2 separate regions of the Homo sapiens genome follow, and region 1 is linked to region 2. A link is a loop called in an ENCODE intact Hi-C map of the cell type or tissue named here. Cell type or tissue: heart right ventricle. All regions are shown on one strand. Each heading gives the region's core, and the rest is flanking DNA. Links, peaks and the distances in the headings are about the cores only. Region 1 overlaps FAM13B-AS1 (FAM13B antisense RNA 1). Region 2 has its middle 25 kb from the start of HNRNPA0.

Region 1 (2,802 bases), core at 32-2,531, 260 kb before region 2:
TGATTAAAAGTTTCCTTACTGATGGTGCAAGGGAAGGGCTCAACATCCTGCTACATCTGGAAGAGATGAATTCAGTCAAACTCATGTAAAGGATGGAAGAACCCATTTGCATTCTCTGTGAATAATGAGGGCATTATTAGCCATCTGTAAAGTAACTGCAGAGACAGCTACTTCCTGACTTCAAGTCTCATTCCAGTGACACTGGTGACCTTGGGGAGGCAGATATGCTGAGGTCCTCCCTGGCATCTAGAATGCAGTCCAGGTTGTAGCAAAGATATATTCCTTCCACAGTGATGTGACTCATGACCTTACTTCTGAGAGGCATAATGCCTCTGTTCAGATAAGCTGGGATAGAATGCTTGTTTTCCAGGCTTAAAAGTCATCTTGCAAATAAATAACAATTTTATCTCAAGTAGTAATTTTCCTGGCATGGCCTCATCTCCAGAAGGAGTCTTGGAAACACAAAGGATTGGTCTATACCAGTCACTTCTCATCCTGGCCAAATAGCTATTGCAAATGCTATTTTTGACTCTATTGATATATTGAAATGTGACGTTTCCATCTACAGGTAAAGAATTTGTAGGAAAAAAAGAAGAAAAAGTGATGTAATTTTGAAGTATTCTTTTAGTGAGGTATTCTCTCATCTCTGTAACAAACAGAATTGCTGTTCTTTGCTGTAGGGGCTGTCCTGTGCCGTAAAGGATGTTTACCAGCATCCTTGACCTTCTCCCACCAGCCAATAGCACCTCTCCAGTGGTGACAATCAAAAATGTCTGTATTCAGCAGATCCTGAATTCAGAAGGAAAAAAAAAGTTTAAAAAAAAACCAAAAATGTCTGCACACATGGTCCCCCAAAATTGTCGCAGTTGAGAACCACTGTTTTAACTGAAGCAACAAGATTATTATAAAAGAAACCATCTTCTTCCCTCCATCCACCAAAAAACTAAAGTAATTTCTGAGATAGACCCCCTCTAGAAATTTCAGAGGATTTAGACAAAGCAGGTAGATTAAATACTCAGTTATTTAGTTATAAAAGGCCAAACCAGAATTATTGAGGACAATGTCTTTGGAGACTGTTGCTGGTGAGCTGTGATTCTTACCACAGGTGCCTGCCTGCCTTTTACTTCAAGTCGAGGGAGTGGGCCTTCAATGGATCTGCTCAGAGCACTTGACTTGTACCTCCTGCAGTCTGAGGGGCACCGTGGGCCTGTGTCTGACTCCCACAGGCTGGCGGCTGTTTTGGCAGCAGAGTAGAGGAATGTTGAATCTGCACTGGGATTAGCCTGTACTCCCAAGTTTGTTCGGGCAAGAGGTGCCTGAGAGCTTCCTGTGGACCAGGTGTGGGCCATACAGAGCTGTCACTAGGCTAACACAGCAGCACCATGAGAAAAAAGCTCTCCTTCGTCCAGACGCTTTGCTTCCATCTATTGGGAAGCAGTCGTTGTAATTTAGTTTGGACAAAACACTTTACTGCCACCTGCTGGAAAAACATTAAAATAAATAACATACAGAACTACAGTGAGAATGATGTGAATGGCACCCCCTAGGGTACGGAGTGCACAACCTTGTCCCACAATAAAGGGTCACTTGCAAATGGACGAGTGTGAGAGTCATCTCAGATCCTATCTGACAGGGCCTTTACAGAGATGCCCAGGTTTCAACAGACAAGTAGTTGGAGGTGCGTGGAAAGAAGTAAATAACTGCCAAAATAGCTTTACGCTTAGACCAATAGAATTATGGGGGAGAAACCACCAGAGAAGGGGGATGGTGGTAGTCTCTGAGGTATCCATGAAAAAATAAGTCAGCTTTAAGCATCTACCATGCCCAGGGAATGTCAAACCATCATACAAAGTTAACAACTTTCCTGCTCCTTTTTCTCCCTGCCTTCCCCAGATTTGGTTATGATTAGTTAAGCCGGGAGGAGAAAGACTAGGCAGGTTAAAGATGACTATGGTCCCCTCTTTAGGGCAAGCAATGAGACAACTGTTCCCAGCTGAAAAAGAGGAAAACATTTCACTCTTTGTGACTCAATGACAACAGGACTCTATTCCTAAGGAGACCACAGAACCCCTAAAAACTCATGGAACCTGCCTGAGTTTTCAATTAGGTACATGACAGATCTACTCCCACTGCACAAATTGAAAGGCATGGCAAAAGATACAAAATAAAAGTGTTTGTTTTGAATTATAGCCCATGTGGCCCCTATGTTGAACATACTGTTTTTATATTATCAAGTAGGATCTAGAGAATATATCTTCCAAGAATATGTTCTGCAGTTTTTGAGGGGGAAAATGGTCATTGATCAATTCATTTGTTTTTTGAGATCCCATACTTTGTGGGTAGGGTATAAAAACGCAAGGGAGGCCGGGCACGGTGGCTCACGCCTGTAATCACAGCACTTTGGGAGGCTGAGGTGGGAGGATCACTTGAGGCCAGGAGTTCAAGAGAGGCCTGGGCAACATAGGGAAACCCATCTCTAAAAAAATTTTAAAATTAGCCAGGCATGGTGGCATGTCCCTGTAGTCCCAGCTACTCAGGAGACTAGGGTAGGAATGCTGCTGGAGGCCAGGAAGTTGAGGCTGTATTGAGCCATAATCCAGACACTGGACCCCAGCCTGAGTGACAGAGCAAGACCTTGTCTCACCAAAAAAAAAAAAAAAAAAAAAAAAAAAAAAAAGGCAAGGGAATCCTTCCCTCTGGGAGCTTACATCTTAGGTTTCATATTCAGAGCAAAGTATTTATTACAGTCAGTTATGTCAACAAGAGCCTGTGTTGCATATGTGGGGCAGGCGGAGGAGGTTT
Region 2 (2,802 bases), core at 116-2,615:
CATAAGGAAAGGAGAGCAAGAATGGGGCAGAGGCAGTATTTGAAGATGAAATGGTTGCAAATATTTCAGAATGAATTAAAGAAGCCCAATAACCCCAAATAGGATAAATAAGAAGAAATCTATCCAAGATACATTCTAGAAACTGCAGCAAATAACAGGCAAAGAGAAAAATATTAGAAACACCAGAGGGTAAAAGTAGATTACTTTCAAAAGAGCAACAGTTGTACTATCACTTGGCTGCTTAACAGCAAAAATAGAAGCCAGGTGACATGGACTGGTACCTTAAAAGGGCTGACAAAATAGCTGCCAATCTAGAACTTATACTAAACAAAAAGTATCTTTCAAGAATGAGGGCAAAAGAGACATTTTTCAGAAAAACAAAAGCTGAGAGAATTCATCTCTAGCTCATTACAGGAAATTCTAAAGGATGCATACTTCAGACAGAAGGAAAGTGATCCCAGAGGCAAGACCTGAGATCCAAGAAGGAAAGAAGAGCAGAGAAAGTGGAAAACATATGGGCAAACCTAAACAAAGACCTATTGTATAAAACAGTGACAATAATGTCCTGGTAGGTGTAAAAAATTAAAATGCACAGCACAACAACAATATAATCCAAGAGGGGGATAAATGGATTTTAAATGATCCTCGCGTCATCTAGGATCAGGATAAAGATGTTTAGTAATTTCAGTTTTGATAAATATGCATGTGGTAATTCCTAATATAACTACTAAAAGAATAAAAACAGTATATTATTTCAAAACCAATAGATGAAGGAAAAGAGATGATAAAATACTCATTCTTTACAAGTTGAGAATTAGGGACACAACAAGGAGGATGTTAGGTTTTCTGGATTTAGCAACCAAGTGGGGATACTATTCATAATTGATTTGGGAACAGGAAAAAGAGAAAGTGTGGAAGGAAGATACTGAGTTATGTTTGGGACAGGTTGAATTTGAGGTGCTTGAGGGACAGCCATTAAGTTTCCTCTTGGAACTAGGGCAGCAAGTTTTCTTTTTAAAACCATTTTTTGTACCTTTTTGAGCTAAAGTGATTCTTAGCTCTTTCTGGATTTATGAATTTGCCTAACAATTCTGAGCTCCATTAGGCTGTGCTTTAGTGAAGTATATTTTTAACAGGTTTCCCAACAGTAAGTTAGGGGAAAATTGTGAACTTGATGTCTCTGGAAGCCTTTAAAAATAAGATGCTTTTCTATTTTAAAAGATTTAGGTTTGCCTTCCTTCAAGAGGGCTGGACTTCTCCAGGTGTCAGTCTTTCTTTTGATATTTAGGAATTTATTCTCTGCTCTTCTCTGCCATCTGGTGGCAGATGAATGGAACACTGCATTTGGAAGGAAAAGAGGGAATTTGAGCTTTTTATTATAATTTATTTATTTATTTAGGGGGGACAAGTGCAGATTTTTAAATATGCACATATTGCATAGTGGTGAAATCCAGGCATTTAGTGCACCCATCACCGGCATAGTAAACATTGTACCAAACAGGTAATTTTTCAACCCTCACCCCCCTTTCACCTTCCCACATTTTGTACTCTCCAATAGAAATTCGAGCTATTTTAAAATATGTAACTTGATGAAGAGAAGCAACATATGGTTGTGTGTGTTTGTGAATCCAAACTTTGAAACCATCAAATCACAGCAGTAGTTTTAGGGCACAGAAATTGTGGTATTTTCTTTATTCTTTACTCACTCTTCTCTTACCTTCATTGCCCTGCCTTACCATCTGGTATTTCTTTTCTTTTTTTTTTTTGATAGAGTCTCGCTTTGTTGTCCAGGCTGGAGTGCAGCAGTGCGACCTTGGCTCACTGCAACCTCTGCCTCCAGGGTTCAAGTGATTCTCATGCCTCAGCTGCCCGAGTAGCTGGGATTAGAGGCGCACAACACCACGACTGGCTAATTTTTTTTTTTTTGGTAGAGACAGGGTTTCACCATGTTGACCAGGCTGGTCTCGAACTCCTGACCTCAGGTGATCTGCCCACCTCGGCCTCCCAAAGTGCTGGGATTACAGGGGTGAGCCACCATGCCCAGCCCCATCTGGCATTTCTAACCTTATATATAGGGCTAAGTAAGCTGAGTCATCAAAGTTAAAATCGTCCTTCGGCACTTTGGGAGGGCCAGGCAGGCGGATCATGAGGTCAGGAGATCGAGACCATCTTGGCTAACATGGTGAAACCCCGTCTTTACTAAAAATACAAAAAATTAGCCAGGTGTGATGGTGTGCGCCTGTAGTCCCAGCTACTTGGGAGGCTGAGGCAGGAGAATGGCGTGAACCCGGGAGGCGGAGCTTGCAGTGCCGAGATCGTACCACTGCACTCTAACCTGGAGAACAGAGGGAGACTCTGTTTCAAAAAAAAAAAAAAAAAATTCATCCCTCAGCACTTCTTTTACTTAAATCAGTGTTGATTTTATGACCTTTTACGAATGTGTGGTCTTCTTTAGCTCTCAAAGATGTTGGTGTCCTAATCTCCAGAACCTATGAATATGTTACCTTACATGGCAAAAAGTACTTTGTAGATGTGATTAAGGTTAGGGACCTTGAATGGAGAGAATATTTGGGATTATCTGAGTGGGGACAATATAAACATATAATCTCTCTCCTGGTTGTAGAGGGGGGTTGGGGGTGGGGAGAGAAGGATGGCAGGAGGAGAGAGGGATGGAAGAAGGGAGGGATAGAAGGAGGAAAGGAGGGGGAGGGGGAAAAGAAGAGAGAGAGAGAGACAGACAGAGACGCATGGAAGAAAAGCAAAAGAAATCTGAAGTATGAAAGGAACCATTGTTGACTTTGA

What was found. A loop is a pair of places that touch in the nucleus more often than their neighbours do. Peaks named below come from ENCODE experiments on the same cell type or tissue, not always from the same donor. Only the 100,000 strongest peaks of a DNase experiment are listed, where the experiment ranks them.
Region 1: a loop joins it to region 2, with 2.7 times the contacts of the local background. A loop is called at or near these places in 20 of 110 quality-filtered maps.

Annotation. Positions count from the first base shown.
Region 1 is chr5:138,034,871-138,037,672 of GRCh38, reverse strand. It overlaps FAM13B-AS1 (FAM13B antisense RNA 1), which reads right to left. Exons shown (of 2, transcript NR_037900.2): 2 at 1-1,480. It also overlaps a transcript of FAM13B not described here. Among named protein-coding and RNA genes, the nearest start is that of FAM13B, 3.2 kb to the right of the region's middle. RefSeq lists an enhancer at 1,205-1,414. In heart right ventricle, for the core only: CTCF peaks have their summits at 1,312 and 1,514 (motif pointing left); a DNase peak (open chromatin) is centred at 1,502; H3K27ac peaks cover 437 bases.
Region 2 is chr5:137,777,683-137,780,484 of GRCh38, reverse strand. No RefSeq gene overlaps it. Among named protein-coding and RNA genes, the nearest start is that of HNRNPA0, 25 kb to the right of the region's middle. In heart right ventricle, for the core only: a CTCF peak has its summit at 1,319 (motif pointing left); no DNase peak of the experiment used is centred there.